Linked DNA regions of Mus musculus: region 2 is linked to region 1. The links are chromatin loops, found by intact Hi-C in ENCODE. Cell type or tissue: left cerebral cortex. All regions are shown on one strand.

What was found. Peaks named below come from ENCODE experiments on the same cell type or tissue, not always from the same donor. Only the 100,000 strongest peaks of a DNase experiment are listed, where the experiment ranks them.
Region 2: a loop joins it to region 1, with 2.5 times the contacts of the local background. A loop is called at or near these places in 2 of 42 quality-filtered maps.

Annotation. Positions count from the first base shown.
Region 1 is chr12:71,540,583-71,548,582 of GRCm38, reverse strand. 4930404H11Rik (RIKEN cDNA 4930404H11 gene) reads right to left here and starts at 7,976. Exons shown (of 3, transcript NR_045941.1): 1 at 7,827-7,976; 2 at 6,344-6,473. In left cerebral cortex, no CTCF peak of the experiment used is centred here; DNase peaks (open chromatin) are centred at 3,265, 4,038, 4,418, 4,653 and 1 more place; H3K27ac peaks cover 1,121 bases.
Region 2 is chr12:71,688,868-71,696,867 of GRCm38, reverse strand. The region is part of intron 2 of 9630002D21Rik (a long non-coding RNA gene); the gene reads right to left. Among named protein-coding and RNA genes, the nearest start is that of Gm46356, 63 kb to the right of the region's middle. In left cerebral cortex, no CTCF peak of the experiment used is centred here; DNase peaks (open chromatin) are centred at 1,831 and 3,008; H3K27ac peaks cover 488 bases.

The sequences.
Region 1 (8,000 bases):
GGTGAATAAAGAAGTCAAAAAATGTCAACAAAACACTTGCGAACAGAATCCCACAGCACTTCTGAAAAGGCCATACATAATAATCAAGTGGGATTCATCCCGAAGATGTAAGAAATGTTTAACACTTGTAAATCAATAAATGCAATGCATCTCATTCAGAGAATGGAGAATCAAAGCTATATGAGCGCCTCCAATAGATGAAGAGAACCTATGGTCAGATTCTACAGTCTTTCATAATTTAGAAAAAAAGCCACTTAAGTTATGCATGGACAGACAATACCGGAGAATACTAAAAGCCAGGTGTGAAAAATTCACAGACAACACCATTCTGAACAAGGAAAAGCTAAAATTATTTCCTCTAAGAACTGTATAAGATAAGGATGTCCACAGTCACTGTTCTCATGCAATATGGTATTAAATGTCTCAGTTACATGAGAAGAAATGAAGTACATCAGAATTGGAGAGAAAGAACAAAATTATCCAAGTTTCAATTTGGCATCATTTTATGTACAGAAAAGGTAAACACGCCAACAAAAGGTGTTACAACTGATAGATGAATCCAGTGAAGTCGAAGGATGCAAAATCAGCGCAGATACAGCAGTAGCATTTTAGGCACCAATAACTTGCTTAAAAAAGATTAATAGAATATTCATACCATTCCAAAGAAAAGTTTAGAATTAAATTTAGCTAAGGAAATGAAAGGTATGTGCATATGTGCACTAAACGTGGTATTGTTACATGAATAAAGGGTGTGACAACAAGAAAAATATATCCCATGGTTACAGATCAGAAGAATTAATATTGTGAAAATGATCATATTATCCAAAATTATACAAAGGTTTAATTTAACCCCACCGAGATACCAAAAATAGTCTCACAGAAATAAAAGTTTCCCAGAGTTCATCTGGAACCACAAAAGATCCAGATTAGCCAAAGCAGTTCTCAGGGAGGAGGAGATGGAAGAGAGCACAATCCTGACTGAAAACAGATTGGACTAAGCATAAAAAATGCTTGCCCACCTGACCAACAGCCTGCCTGACCACCAGCCCGCCTGACCGCCAGGGTTAACTAACCCAGATGCCATCCGGGCCTGGATCCAGCACTTTGTTTGAGCTGGTCCACCCCAATATCTACCTATGAGCTTATGGAGCAGGTGGAGAAGTCAGTCCTACAGAAACAGAGCCACGGAATCTCCACAACTCTGGGCAACAGCAGGATGCCCAAAAGGACTCTCAGCAATGATCTAGTATTGATGGTATGTCAGAACCATAAACAGCAAACCAGACCAACAACTCGTTACAATGAACATCTGCATGTAAAGCTATTTGGGATGTGTGTGTGTGTGTGTGTGTGTGTGTGTGTGTGTGCTATGTGACACACTGCAGCTTCCAATTCCACTACAACAAATAGATATATGAGGGGGAGGTAGGAGAAGTGGAGGGATGGAACAGTGTGTGCTCAGTGAGAGAAGTTAGAACTAGGGACATTACAGTTGTGACAAATGTGAGGGAGGGAAGGCTGTGGTTGGTCGACTGAGGAATGAGTCATTACCCAGTAGAGTCAGGAGGGTGGTGTTCGGCAGCCTGGAGCTTCTACAAACTCAGCCTCCAAACAAACTGCCCACTGCTGTGATCATCCTGGCTCTGAGCAACAACCGAGTGTTTGAGATAAAGACTGGTTCATTCTCTGGATTGTGCCTCCTTGAAAGACCTCCATGGTCCGTACTTCTCTTGGAGGCCATGCTGGTTGGATGGGTCAGTGCTATTGTCAGAAATCATGTAGAAGCTCAGGATCTGTGCTCCCGCAGGCTACTTTTGCAGTGGTATGAAAGACTGTAGGCACGCAAATGAGGAAGAGAAACAGAGACGTTTTCTGTGACAAGCCCGTCTTCACTCAACACTCCCTCCAAAAAAAAATCCCATCAGTCTACAAAGAAAGTCACCAAGGAGAACTTTTGAAGAGGGTGGTAAAGGGGCTGGAGAGATGGGCCAGTGGCGAAGAGCACTTACTGATCTTGCAAAAGACCCAGGGTCAGTTCCTGGCACCCACATGGTGGCTTACAACTGTCAGGGTTCAGTTCCACAGTGTCCAGTGCTGCCTCCTGACCTCTACAGGCATGCATATGGTGCGTAGATATAGATACCAGCAAAAGTAGTCACGTAGATAAATAAATCCCAAAAAATAAACAAACATCGTGATAAGGATGCTAAAGTGCAGATCCCCACATTCAATGGCTTCTGGTGCAGATGGGGGGTAGGGATGAGGGGTGGGGTGTGGATGGGGGTGGGGGTGGGGGTGGGGGTGGGGAGGACACAGGTAGGGAAGAAGCCAGTTTTCTTTAGGGGGCTGGCCACTGAGAGTCTGACCGTGTCTCAGTGAGTAGGTGGATAGCACAAAATGGGCTTGTTTTGTTTCCTTCCTTCCTCCTTTTTTTTGGGGGGGGGGGGAGGAGAGAAGAGGGAAGGTCAAGGGTAGAGGAGCAGACATAGAAGGACAGGCAAGGGTATGTGATGGGTACATGATGTGAAACTCCCGAAGAATCAATAAGAAATATGATGTTGGGGAGAAATCAGAAGGACCATAGAAAACAAATCACAAGACCGGGTGTGGTGGTACACACCTTTAATCCCAGCACTCGGGAGGCAGAGGAAGGCGGATTTCTGAGTTCGAGGCCAGCCTGATCTACAAAGTGAGTACCAGGACAGCCAGGGCTATACAGAGAAACCCTGTCTCAACAAAAAAAAAAAAGAAAGAAAGAAAGAAAGAAAGAAAGAAAGAAAGAAAGAAAGAAAGAAAGAAAAATAAGAAAGGAAGAAAAATAAGAAAGGAAGAAAAGAAAAGAGAAGAGAAGAAAAGAAATCACGGGGTGTGGAGGCAGACACCTGTAAGATGAACATTTAGAGGTAGAGGCAGGATCGAGAGTTCAGGGTCATGTGTGGCTACATAGCAATTTGAACCTAGCCTGTGCTATATGAGACCCTATTTCAAAAGAAAAAAAGAGAAAAGAAAAGAGAAAAGGATTTAAAGATCTGAACAGTTATTTCCATGTAAATGCTCAATTTAAATACATGGTAATCCCACCACTCTAGAGACAAGAAGGAAGATCACAAGGCTGGGGGCAGCCTGGGCTACATACTGAGTTCCATACGAGTTTGAATTACACAGTGAAACTTGCCTCATTAAATAAAGCCTGTATTCCTCCCCAAGAGAAAAAGTCAGTATCACTAGTCCTCTAGGAAATTCAAAATTATGATGCTGGTGAGGATGTTAAGGAAAGGGCCCTCCCACATGCTGTGGGAGGAGGTATAAACTAATACTGTCACAGCAGAAAACACCAGGAGATTCCTGACAGAGCTGAAAGCAGAATCCATGGGAGCCACTGGTCCTACCATTGAGAATAAATCCAAAGTAAACAGAATCATGTGTAGAAGAGGTCTGCACACGCTGCTGTATTTCTTCCAGGACTCCTTACAACGGCTAAGAAACAAAAGCAAACAAGGTATCCATTAGCAGACAATTGAGTAAAGCGAATATGGTATATGAGAGTTCTATAATGGAATTTTATCCAGCCATAAACAGAATGAAATGCTGTTGATTGAAGCTGTGTGGGTATGACCGGAGGTTATTTGGTTAAGTGATATAAGCCAGATGCAGAAAGACCAACACTAGAGGCTCTCTCTCATTTATGTAAACTGAACAGCTAGCCTCATTGAAGAATAGAGAAATAGTGGTCACATGAGACCTGGAAGGTGGGAGGGAGGGAAAGAAGTTAGCCACAGCACATTGAAATGCAGAAGGGATGGCTGGCTCTGGGGTTCTATATGCTCAGTGCAGGGACTATTTACTACAGCAGTCAATGGTAGATTGAAAACTAATGGGAAAATGGAATCCAGACTCTCCAGCCCATGGAGATAATTAACGTTTTAGGAATTGGAAGTTCTGGACACCCTGATTTCATCAGTACACATTGTATGCATTTACTGGGTTACCAGAATGTACTCTATAAAGATCTAAAATAGGGCTGGCAAGATGACTCAGCGATGAAGTCACTTGCTGCCAAATCTGAAACCTCCAGCACCCGCATGGTGAAAAAAGAGAACTGATTCCTGCACGTTGTCATCTAGACATCCAAACTGACACCATGGCTTGCCTGGAAAGCCCACACAAGCATGCCTGAATACACACACATAAACACACACAGAGAGAGAGAGAGAGAGAGAGAGAGAGAGAGAGAGAGAGAGAGAGGGAGGGAGAGAGGGAGAGAGGGAAAGAGGGAGAGAGAGAGAGAGAGAGAGAGAGAGAGAGAGAGAGAGAGAGAGAGAAAGAGAGAGAAAGGCAGGTTGAAGGAAGTAATTAAAGAATCCGGGGCTTGCAGTTATGTAGTTAGGAATGTGTGTGTGTGTGTGTGTGTGTGTGTGTGTGTGTGTTTATGCCACCTCAGCCCACTGCAACTTAAAACTCTGTGTTTATTGTAAATATCTCCTATCACATCATTTTCATAAAGGTTTTGAAAATAAACCCCATATCAGATCCATACAATTATTGTCCTACAAAACTGTCACATTCTAATGCTTTGAAACTCCATTATTTTTCAAATATAAGAGAGAGTCTTGCTGGCCTAGAATTAACTACATAAATAGACCAGACTGGTCTTGGATTTGTGCCAAAACTCCTGCCTCTGCCTTCCTAGTGCTAGGACCACAAATGTGAGCTGATGTGCCCGGCTTCCCCTTCCAGACTGATGATTGATTGATTGATTGATTGATTGATGATTGATGGCTACAGCCTGCTGTGTAGACGCTGGTATACAGAGACTTTGTCGTTATTCTGAATTGAGATTTCTCTTACAGATTTCCATCTTTTTACAATGCTCGCAGAATAGCACGGCGATTCGATGTAGCTCTTGGGATGAGATCCCAGTTTGGCCCTCCTCTCAACCACAGAACTATGCACTAGAGAGCTCAGCCTGTGCTCTGTAAAATGGGGTCAATAATAGCTGCCAGTTTAATAGGATTTGGTAAGGATGATCAAATAACACACAGAAAGTATTTTGCCCTGTGCACAGTTCCCAGGAAGTGCTCAGCAGTCATTGATAACAGTAATTAAGGTAAATGACCATGGTTGTAAAGAAGAAAACATTAGTCTAAACATTAAGGCTCCTGATGCTCCTACCCAATGCATCGTCATCCGGAGTCTATCACAGCATCACTTACAATGCTTTATTTCAGTCTGGTTATGTACTGACACTGTTTAATATTGGTACCACATTTCACATTGGCTTCTAACTGCCTTCACTTTGCATCAAAGTGGCAAAGTTGAACAGCCACACCCTGACTCAGTGTGTCACTGGGCCACAGCCCTCTTTGGAAGCCTGTGCACTATGGACACTAAACACACACACACACACACACACACACACACACACACACAAAACAAAACATGCCTTCTTCCTGGCACCATTAAGTCAACAAACCTCCCAGGAGAGTGATTTTTAAAAATGTGGTTGCCGCTGCCTTAATGAGGACATGCTCGGAGCCCAGTGTAATCTTATAATGTGCTTAGGGCCCCTTGGAATTCACAGGAATTAGATTTGGTAACAGTAGATCTCCGTTTCTCAAATATTAGCAATGTAATTTACAATAATTGTCTCTGATTTTAGCTGATGACATTGAGAATTGCAAGCATTATTGTGGCGGTGTTTATAATTCAGCGATGTTACCACAGGAATCTGCTTTTCAGCTGTTGGAGGATGCGTGTGGAGTCTGCTTTTGTTAATATAGCACACGCCACGTTTTCCTTAAGGCCTTTTATCAGACTGTTACATACATTAGAACACACGCAAAGTGTGTTTCCACATAACAACCTAAAAGGCAATGTCTACTTGATCATTCTAACACACATAAATTCCTTGTCCCCATGTTTTCCACAAAGCTCTCCAGTTATTCAAAATGTTTGCTCTCTAGTCAAACTTCTAACAGCCCCAGCTGGGAGACTTCACCCAGGGAGATGTGAACAAGCCTCAGTTCTCTCCAGGCAGGAATGGATTATGACCCAGTTTAGGTTGGTGAACCAATTTTCTTATTGAGGTTACTCACAGGGGTATGAGTGACAACCGCAGCCGCAGCACTGAAAACCCAGCCTACACAGGTGACTGCAAGCTGTGTGTCTGGAGTTCGCTGTAGTTTGCAGGCAGCTCCAGGGAGAGTCTCTTCTCTCTAGCAATTGCTTACTGCTCAGCCTCAGGGAAGGGCTTTGGGAACCCTGTGACTCAGTGACTCCCCACCCTAAACCCCAGCCTCCAATCCCCCTTTCCCTTGACCCCTGCCTCCACACCTAGACCCACCTTCTTAGCTCCTTGAGTCTTCTTGTGCCCCTCTGCCCTGCCCTAGGAGGGAGTGCTTCAGTTTGGGAGTTCCACAACAACTCAAGTGCCAGGATGACCTCACCATCAGAACAGCCAAGAAAAAAGAAGCCTGAAACAGAAGACAGAAGTTTTAGCAACTCACAGATTTCGATTTTCAGGAGCTGTGATCTTTAGAGTTTGTGGTGATGCTCTAATCAGAATACTTCTTCATAATTCGTGATGAAATCCAAGTACTACCACAACACTGGACAATGGGACTTTCTAACCAATGGCTAAACATTCATCCCCCGGCCACAGGGCCTTTGCAGTGTTGTGCCCAGAGGTCTTCTCTTAAATGTTCTTTATCACTAACTCCCTCGGTTCCCTCTCTGCTTTTTCTCAAATGTCACTTACCAATGAGTTGCTTATCCTGACCCTTGTGCTCATAGTTAACGCCCCTCATCTTCTACTGTCCTCCATAGGGCCAATTTCTTGTTAGAGTCCTATATAATCAATGTATTGTGTGTACTGATTTGTTTCTTTCTGCTAAGATGAGAAGCTGCATGGTAGGAAGGGTATCTGTCTGGCTTGTTCACTGCCCCATCTTAAGGATGTCTGAGAGTACCTAGCATAAAATTGATCCTACGGAAAAGTCTGTCTAGTGAGTAGGTGATTGGTAATGCCCCCAATATCTAGAGGACTATGTGGATACCCAGAAAGAAGTCTACTTGTCTCTGCCTCCTTCGCTATAGGATCTAGCATTCCAGAAACGCTGACGGTTGCTAGAAGAGGACCGCGTGCTAAGTCATCGGTTCTCAGCCTGTGGATGGAGAACCCTTAGGAGTCACATGTCAGATGTTTGCATTATGATTCATAATAGTAGCAAAATGACAGTTAGGAAGTAGACACAGAATAATTTCATGGCTGGGGGTCACTATAACACGAGGAACTGCATTAAAGCATTAGGAAGGCTGAGAAGCACTGAGCTAAGCAAACATTGATAGTAGTTAGTCTAAAGACATCTCTAAACTCAGCATCGTTCCTCTTCCCTTCTGAGACAATCAGACAGAACTCATTCAGCATGAGGGCAGGGTCCTTTAGGGGCCAGTGGTTCTGATAGTCGGCATCTGAGTTATTGATATAGCAAAGTAAATTAGCCAAATATATTCACACATTCAATAAATAAGTGCACACGCACACACAAATGTCTTAGAAATTTACAAATAGTAATCAATGTCTGAAAATCTCTCATTTCTCATCAATGGTAGATAAAACAAATGGAAAATTGTACATCTTTTTCATTTTCTTCACTTATTTTTAAAATTGGTGACTGACTACTTTTGAAGTCTCTTACGAGATGCAGTAACATGCAGTATAGAAACGGAAGCTTTGGAAGGGATGAAAATGTATTTGCAGATGGTATTTCATATGTTTACTAATAAGTAGTGAGTGAATCCTGGTGGGACTCATAAACCTTGCTCACGTGGGAGGTCGCGTTCTCATGGAGGTGATAATTGAAGGCAGGATTCATGTGTGTCTCAGAAGAGGAGACCGCAAAGATCTGGCTTAGACTTGAATACAGTTTGTCCCCACAAACATCCATGTTGAAACCGGACTGCTGGGTTGGGAGGTTGGGACCTTTAAGAAGTGATCGGGA
Region 2 (8,000 bases), 150 kb before region 1:
AAGTACAAAGTCCCTGGGCAGCTGAATGGAAACGGGCTTTGTCGTGACAGAACTCAGACTCAAGAGCTTTGTGCTCGGGGACCCTGCACGCAAAGCTTCGAGGGGACCAAGAAATAGAAATGCCTAGCTCACAATTTTCCAATGCTACTAGCTGTTTCTCTTCATTTTCCAAGTAAAGTTTCTTGGTCGCGTTGCTTTTGAAAAGTCAAGTACTATTCATGGGTAGAGGTCTCATGCCATTTTCTGAAAGTCCACTTCATTTGGAAATAAGACCAGCATTCAGCTACATGGAAAAGCCAAGACCAGGTTTTTTCTTGTGTAGCAAGAGGAGCCATGAACTAAGAGCATCTGTGAATCAGTACCTGAGGATGAAGACTGTGCCATATGGGATTATAGACAACAAAGAAGAGGATCAGACAGCTATGCACCCACAGCAACGGGAATAATAGTTTTTGTTCTGCTAATCCTTACCTAGTGATGACTAACCCAATCCTGGGTGCACAACAAAGCACACCTAAATCTCTTTTAGAACAAAATAAGCTAAATACAGATCAGATGTGAGGACATCAAAACTCTTTGTGAAGGACATGTGACATCTTCCATAGAGATAGGTTCTAGATTGGCTAAGAAAACCAAGTTTATGAGAAGGGTCTGGGGGAGGTCCAGCAACATGAAAGCCTCCAGTCACACATAATGCACAAAGGCCACCAGGCTAGAAAGGCATGTTCATTCCAGCCTTCTGAGAGGAAAACATGTTTTATATTCCTTTCCTTGAAGGAACAACCCTGTGTACTTAACACTCCAGTTTTCCCTAGTGCACTCCTTTGAGCACAAAAACCTACAGGGCACGTGGGAATCCTAGACTGGTAGGGCCCAGGTGATTTCCCCTCCACTGTTAGGACAGACGTATTTAGTTATCCGTCTTTTCTTAGTTACTTAGTCCATTTTGGTCAGTTCAGGAGGCTTTAGCAAACTATCGTAGACTGAACATCTTACAAAGAGACATACAAGGGTCAAGTCACTGACAGATTTGGTATCTGCTGAGGGTTTGCTCTCTCATTCACAAATGGCTGCTTCTAACCACACTTTCACATTGCTTTACTGTAGCCTCTTCCATAGGGTGTTAATCCTGTTAAATAGGGCAGAACAGAGCCCTCATGAGCTGGTTATGCCCAATAAGTTCTACCTTTAAACGTGATCATCTTGGTGACCAGGTGTCAACACGTCAATTTGGGGCAACGCGCTACCACCCAGAACAAGGTGACATGTAGTCATATACCATTCTCATGTCACCAACTAGCCTTCAGTGAAATCATTTTTAAGGGGGCATTGGGTAGATGCCCAAACTCATTCCTTATTGTTGGTTATTTAAAGGATTGTTCATCTTTCCAGTTTATAACTAAAACTACAACACAAACCATCACACAAATTTTTATAGCTATGTTTACCACTGAGACTCGCTGATATAAGTAAATACCGCCTTGCTGAATTTTTATCAGACATGTATTTAAAGAGCCAACACAGATTTTTACAGTAACACATACTTAGAATTCTGCACCTTGGTTGTTTTGCTGTGTTATGCTGTCTTGTGAATTCTGGGACATTTAGCAGTAGTCTTGACATCTACCTAGTATAACTACTAGAACTCTCTCATAGGGAAAACTGTAGAATATCTTAGAGCATTCTAAGGGAGGCAGTGTCCTTCTGGGGAGGGAATGCTATACAGTTTCTCAGGCTTTAATGAGAAAATTCAGTGCAAGAGAGGGCACAGTTCCTTATGCTCTAACACCTTCCTTGAAAAAAATGTGCTGGGACCAGACACGTCTGCATACTCAGAAATGTGTGATTATTTATAGGTTTGAGGTCGCCTAAGTAGATCACTCCTTGTTGTATACTCAAGGGGCTCAGAATTCTGTCAGAGATATGTGTGCATCCATGTTTATTGCTGTTCTAGTCTATTTAGAATAGCAAGGAATAGCTTAGACACCCATGAACAGATGAATAGATGTGTATGGATATACACAATGGAATTTTACCAAGATGTAAAGAAAACAAAATTATGAAAATTTCAGGAAAATGGATGAATCTTGAATTATGTTAAGCAAGGAAAGCCAGACCCAGGAAAACAGATGCCACGTTCTCTCCCATATACAGGTCCTTGAATACATGGTTTTGTCTCTTTCCCCTACCTTTGGAGCTGGGAACTCACCTAAGGGCCTGGTGCTTGGTGGACAATCAGTCTACCACTGAGCTAAACTCCCAACTCCAGGTCCTAGCGTTTAGTATACAGGTGTGTGTGTGTGTGTGTGTGTGTGTGTGTGTGTGTGTGTGTGTGCGCGCGCGCGCGTGTGTGTGTATTGGTGTGTACGGGTTAGAGTGCAAGCGTGGGTCATGAAACTAGAAAGGGAGCCATAGAGAGAAAAGGAAGTGCCGAGGAAGAGAGAGAGAGAGAGAGAGAGAGAAGAGGACCAAGGTCACTGGTAGGATAAAGACAGATAAGAGCTGTGAGCTGGGAAGGGCTTAAGAGTCTGGCACCAATGGTGGAGAACAGAAAAGTGGATCAGTGAAGGCAAATGGTGTTGGAAAATACCACAATGAAATACACTAACTAAAAATACAAAGTCTTTAAAAACAAGTATGTATCTGGGACCTCAAACCCTCCACTACTCCGTATTCTCCAAGGCTGAATAGCTAAACAGACAGTGGCTAGATCATATACATCAAAAGAAAATGGCCTCCAATCTCTGTAGCAACCAGCTTGAAAAGCCAAACCACAAGGTCTTCAGCCTGCTCCCCAGGACAGTCAACACTACCTGTAATGCCCACCTCTCCATATCTGCCCAGGTTCTAACTCAGGACAACCAGAGCAAGACAACTCTCCAACAGTAAGCACAAAGCTTCCACTTAGCTCGCCTTCAGCTTTGTGATGCCAAAGCCCTCCTCCAGCATGCGCGAAGCTCTCTCTTTCCTCACTGCCAAGATTTTCAGCTTCCCTTGTCAGCCTCCGCATCTTCCCTTAGTGGTTAGCAACTTCCTGGCTATGCAGCAAGCCCTGACAAAACAGCCGCCGTATGTTCCCCCTTAGAGCTGTCTTCATTTATTACAACTGTTCTTACTGGCTGGGCAAGAGGTTTATTTTATGAGTGGAAACCATCAAGAATGTATCATCTGGTATTCAGGTTTTAGATGCAGATGTTTGGGGCATTGTTTGGGAAAGACGGCTGTCGAGTACCTGGAGATGTCTGGGTCTGTTGGAAAGCTACAGCCCCTCCTGGGACTGAGATGAGGGAAGCTCTCATGGAAGGGCAGATCACTCAGTCCCTGCTGTTTTGGTATCTAGGCAACCTGAAATTAATTCCCAAGGTTACTGTTATACAAATTTACATGAAGCGCTAAACCCAACGTATTTTTGTCAGAGTGGAGAAGGGGAGGGCAGAACAGGTTCCTGTATCTCCTGTTTGAAGCATGACCTCAGTGACCTACTTCTCCCTACCCACACCACCTCTCAGAGGTTCAACCAGCTCCCTGTATTGCTGATGACCACACATGCCTTGCTTGGTATTGTATTGATGAGACATGCATGCCTTCAGAGACATTCTATGTCAAATGCTAGTGCTGAACACACCACTGAGTATCTGCCACACATCACTATTTCTGACAGGGAACCTACTTCTCTGGTAATGAAATGTGTCAATGGGCAGATTCTTATAGGAGATGACTATATCCTCTGTATCTTTTACTCTGAAGTTGGGTTATAATAGTCAATGAAAGGCCAAATAATGACACAAGCAACACAGACGTTGCAAATTCAGGATGTTATCTTACTAATGTAGCATGTGCTGCAACTCAAAACCCAACACTGAAAAAAAAAAAAGCCCAACATTGCACTTTCTGTCAAAGTCTGAGGAGTAGGTCTATGGAATGGTGATGACATTTCTTGAGGCTAAGGGGAGGGATCTAGTCATGAAGTATTTTATAATCCATTGGAGGGGAGTGTCCAGTAGAGAGTGTCCAGAAGAATGGCTCCAGTCAACTGGAAGTGGAGACACTGAGATGATATTTATGGGACCCACATTCCATCAAGGTAAAAGGCAGAAATGGGGTCCATGCTGCAGTTTTATGTGATAGCTCGTGACTTGCCAGAGAACTGTGTGTGGTTAGGGATTCATGCCAGGGGCATGCTAGGGTTTGTAGAGTCCCTGAAGTGGCCAGTAGTGATCCTGGGACACAATGTCTAGATGGCTCTGGTCTTATCTATTGTGTCCAGCATGCCAACTTCTCTCAGCCTCTTGATTCCTTCCTTTTCCTACCCCCTCTCCACCCCAGACATCGGGTGGACCAATACAGACATTTCCATTTCTCTCTGCATGTTTTGGGTTTTGCTTATCTTTCAAAGAGCTGCCCAAGTTTCACATTTGTTCAGTTCCACAGCAAGTAAGTGTTATGAAGCCAACAAGTTTCTGCATGGCCAGTTTTATACTCTCTACAACTTGATAGAGTACCGTCAAACTCAAATTCCAAGCATAGACCAATACATTTGTGTAATTCTTTGTTATAGGGTGTTTTTTTTTTCATCCTAGTTAGATCCGAAGTGTTCCCTGACAGTTTTTTGTTTTGAATTTAATTTAATTTTTTAAAAAGATTTAACTCTAGTAATTGACCTGGCAGCTAGAAGCAGAGGTAAGAGGGTAAGAGTTACTTCTGAGTAGAGCACCTGCTCCCAGTTAGGGAGGAAGACATTTCTGCAGCATTCTAGCATAGAGCATAGCACAAGTACATGTTCTTGCTGGGGAAAGGTAAGATGTTTCACCAGCCTAAGAAGTACAGTGGTGGAGAGACTGTCGAAATCCTTAGGACTGTGCATCTAGATACTGTATTTCATGCTCTGGGATGCTCTCTCAGGCGCTAGCTTTTGCATGATGTGCCTGCTTACACTGAGTCCTCAAGGTCCCTATAGCTTTGTACTTCTGAGTGCTAAGCTTTCTGCCCCTTGCTCAACTATTAGGCACAGAGGTTCTTTGGCTCATATCTATCCAAGTATCCAAATATCGCTTTGTCTCTCTGACTGTATGAATTTTGGCATCTATACCGATCGCTGTATAAAGTAGATATTGAGACAATTCATACTTAGAATCTTTTAAAAGATCACACTGAACAATGCCACAAGTTAACTTTCCTCGTTATTCCAGAAAAATGCTGCTACCAACAAATTCTTTAGTCATTTTTGAGTTAATGGACTTTTTGATACCAATTTTAAAAAATACTGAAGAAGAAATCAGGAAAGTAGTCCTACTTACAATAGCTTCAGGAAATGCTAGAAATAAACTTAACCAGGGAAATGGAAGCTATTGACAATGAATATTAGAATACTGAAAGCACAAGACACTAGAAAATACAAGGAGTGCTCAAGCTGATGGATCAGCAGAATTAATAATGTGAAAATTATCAAAAGCGACCTACGAATTGAAGGCAATCCTCATCCAAGTTCCAGTAATATTCTTCAGAAAAAAAAATAGAGGAAAAACTAGTTTCTAAAATTCATATGGAAGCAGAAAGGACTTTGAATAGCCAGAGCAATCCCAAAGCGAAAGAATGATAGTGGAATTATCAACATACAGTAGTAACAAAACCCAACATGGCTCTATAATGAAACAGCCAAGTAGACCAAAAGAAGAGAAGACAAACATCTACATGGCCACAGCCACCTAATTTTTGGCAAAGAAGCCAAAAATATCCTTGAGAAAAAAACAGCCTCATCAGTATGAAGTGCTGCAAAAGCTGGATAGGCCCTTGAAGAAAAACAGAGCATAACCTATTTTTTTCATACAACCATGTTGCTTGGGCAAAAATCAATTCAAAGTTGATAAAGAAAGACCCCAATGTATGAATCCATGTTAGAAAAATGAAATAGAAATTCTCCAAGGTATGAGCATAAGCAAGGACTTTCTGAATTGGATTCCAATAACTCTGGGAATAAAGCCTAGAAGTAGCAAACAGGATAGGTGGAAATTCAAAGCTTCCACACAGCAAAGGAAACCACAGGTGAGTGAAAAGACATCCTACGGAGTGATAGAAAGTCTTAGCTAGCTTACACACAACAGAAGGTTACTAGCTAGAATATATAAAGAATTCAAAAAACTAAATACCAAGAACAGAAAAAGAAAAAGAAAAAAAAAAAAAAGCAGAAGCCAGTCAAAAAATGGGCTAATATGGGCTGGAGAGATGTCTCAGCCATTAAAGGCTAGGCTTACAATCAAAAAATGGTCTAATAAGGAGAGATGACTTAGCAGTTAGGAGCACTGACTGCTCTTTCAGAGAGCTTAGGGTTACTTCTCAGCATCTACATAGTGAATCACATTCATCCATAACTCCTGTTCCAAGGGATATCATGCCCATTTGTGGCCTCCACAGGCACAAGATATGCAAGTAGTACATCCATGAACATAAAATAAAAATATACCCTTTTTTTAAAAAAGATAAAAATAAATAGACACACCATGAGAACATAGTCCACAGAATCAACTGACCAGGACTCAGGGAACTTGAAGAGGTCTGACCTAGGTCCTCTACATATGTGTTATGTCTGAATAGCTACTTGGTGTTCTTGTGGAAATCTGTAGAGTGGGAGCTGGGGCTTTCACTGACTTGTTTTGAGTGCCTGTGGCATCTGTTCTCCCTGCTGGGTTGCCTTGCTCAGCCTTGATATGATGGAATGTGCTTGGTCTTATTGTTGTTTGTTATGTTGTGTTTGGTTGATGTCCCTAGGAGGCCTGCTCTTTTCTGAGGAGAGGCAAGGGTGGAGGAGATATCTGGAGGAAAGGAGAGGGGGAAAGGAGAGACTGCAAGAGGGGAGGGAGGAAGAACTTCTCTCAGGATGTAATAAGAGATAAACAAACAAATAGAATGAGCTAATAAAATAGAAAATTCTTAAAAGATAAAGTGTACATTGCCATTAAGCATACAAAAAAATGTTCACTATTCTTAGCCATCAGAGAAATGCTAATTTAAACTACATTGAAATTCCATACCGTTCCAGAAAGGATTGGTATCATTAAGCAGCACAAGTAACTCTGGTGAGAACGAGTAAGGGGAGGAGCCTTATACACTCCCAACAGGATGGCAACGTAGTTCAACCACTATGCTAGTTAGTATGGAGATCCCTCAAAACCTAAAACAAGAACTATCATGTAACCCAGCTATACCACTCAGAGGCACGCACCAGAAAGACTCCAAGCCGTCACACTGCAGAGCTAGCTGCATATCACACTGCAGAGCTAGCTGCATATCACACTGCAGAGCTAGCTGCATATCACACTGCAGAGCTAGCTGCATATCACACTGCAGAGCTAGCTGCATATCACACTGCAGAGCTAGCTGCATATCCATGTTTACTCACAATAGACAAATTATATAATTGGCTAACCTGTCAGTCGGCAAAGACATGGATAAGGGAAGCAATACATAGACATACTCACACACACATACATACATACATACATACATACATACACACACACACACACACACACACACACACACACATACACACATGCACACACACACACACACACACACACACAGAGAGAGAGAGAGAGAGAGAGAGAGAGAGAGAGGAACAATGAAATTATATCAATTACTGGAAAATGGATATAGCTGGAGATCATCACACTATGGAAAATTACCCAGGTTCATGCTTTCTCTCATTCTTCAAGTCTAGATTTTATACAGGTGTATAAAATCATAAAATGATTTCCATCTATACAGACAGATATATATGCATAAAACACGAAGACAGAAATAAGCCTGGGAGAAGGAAACAGATTAGTAGGGGTCAGGAAAGTGGACAAGGGGACGGTCTCAGGGCATGGCCATGGCCAAAGCATATGGCATCATCAAAAGAAAATGCCTTTATGTAACATATCCTATACATCCATAAATTTTTAAAAATAAAACCAACAACTATATATCTTTTGTTTCATAGATCTAAAAATGCATAAACA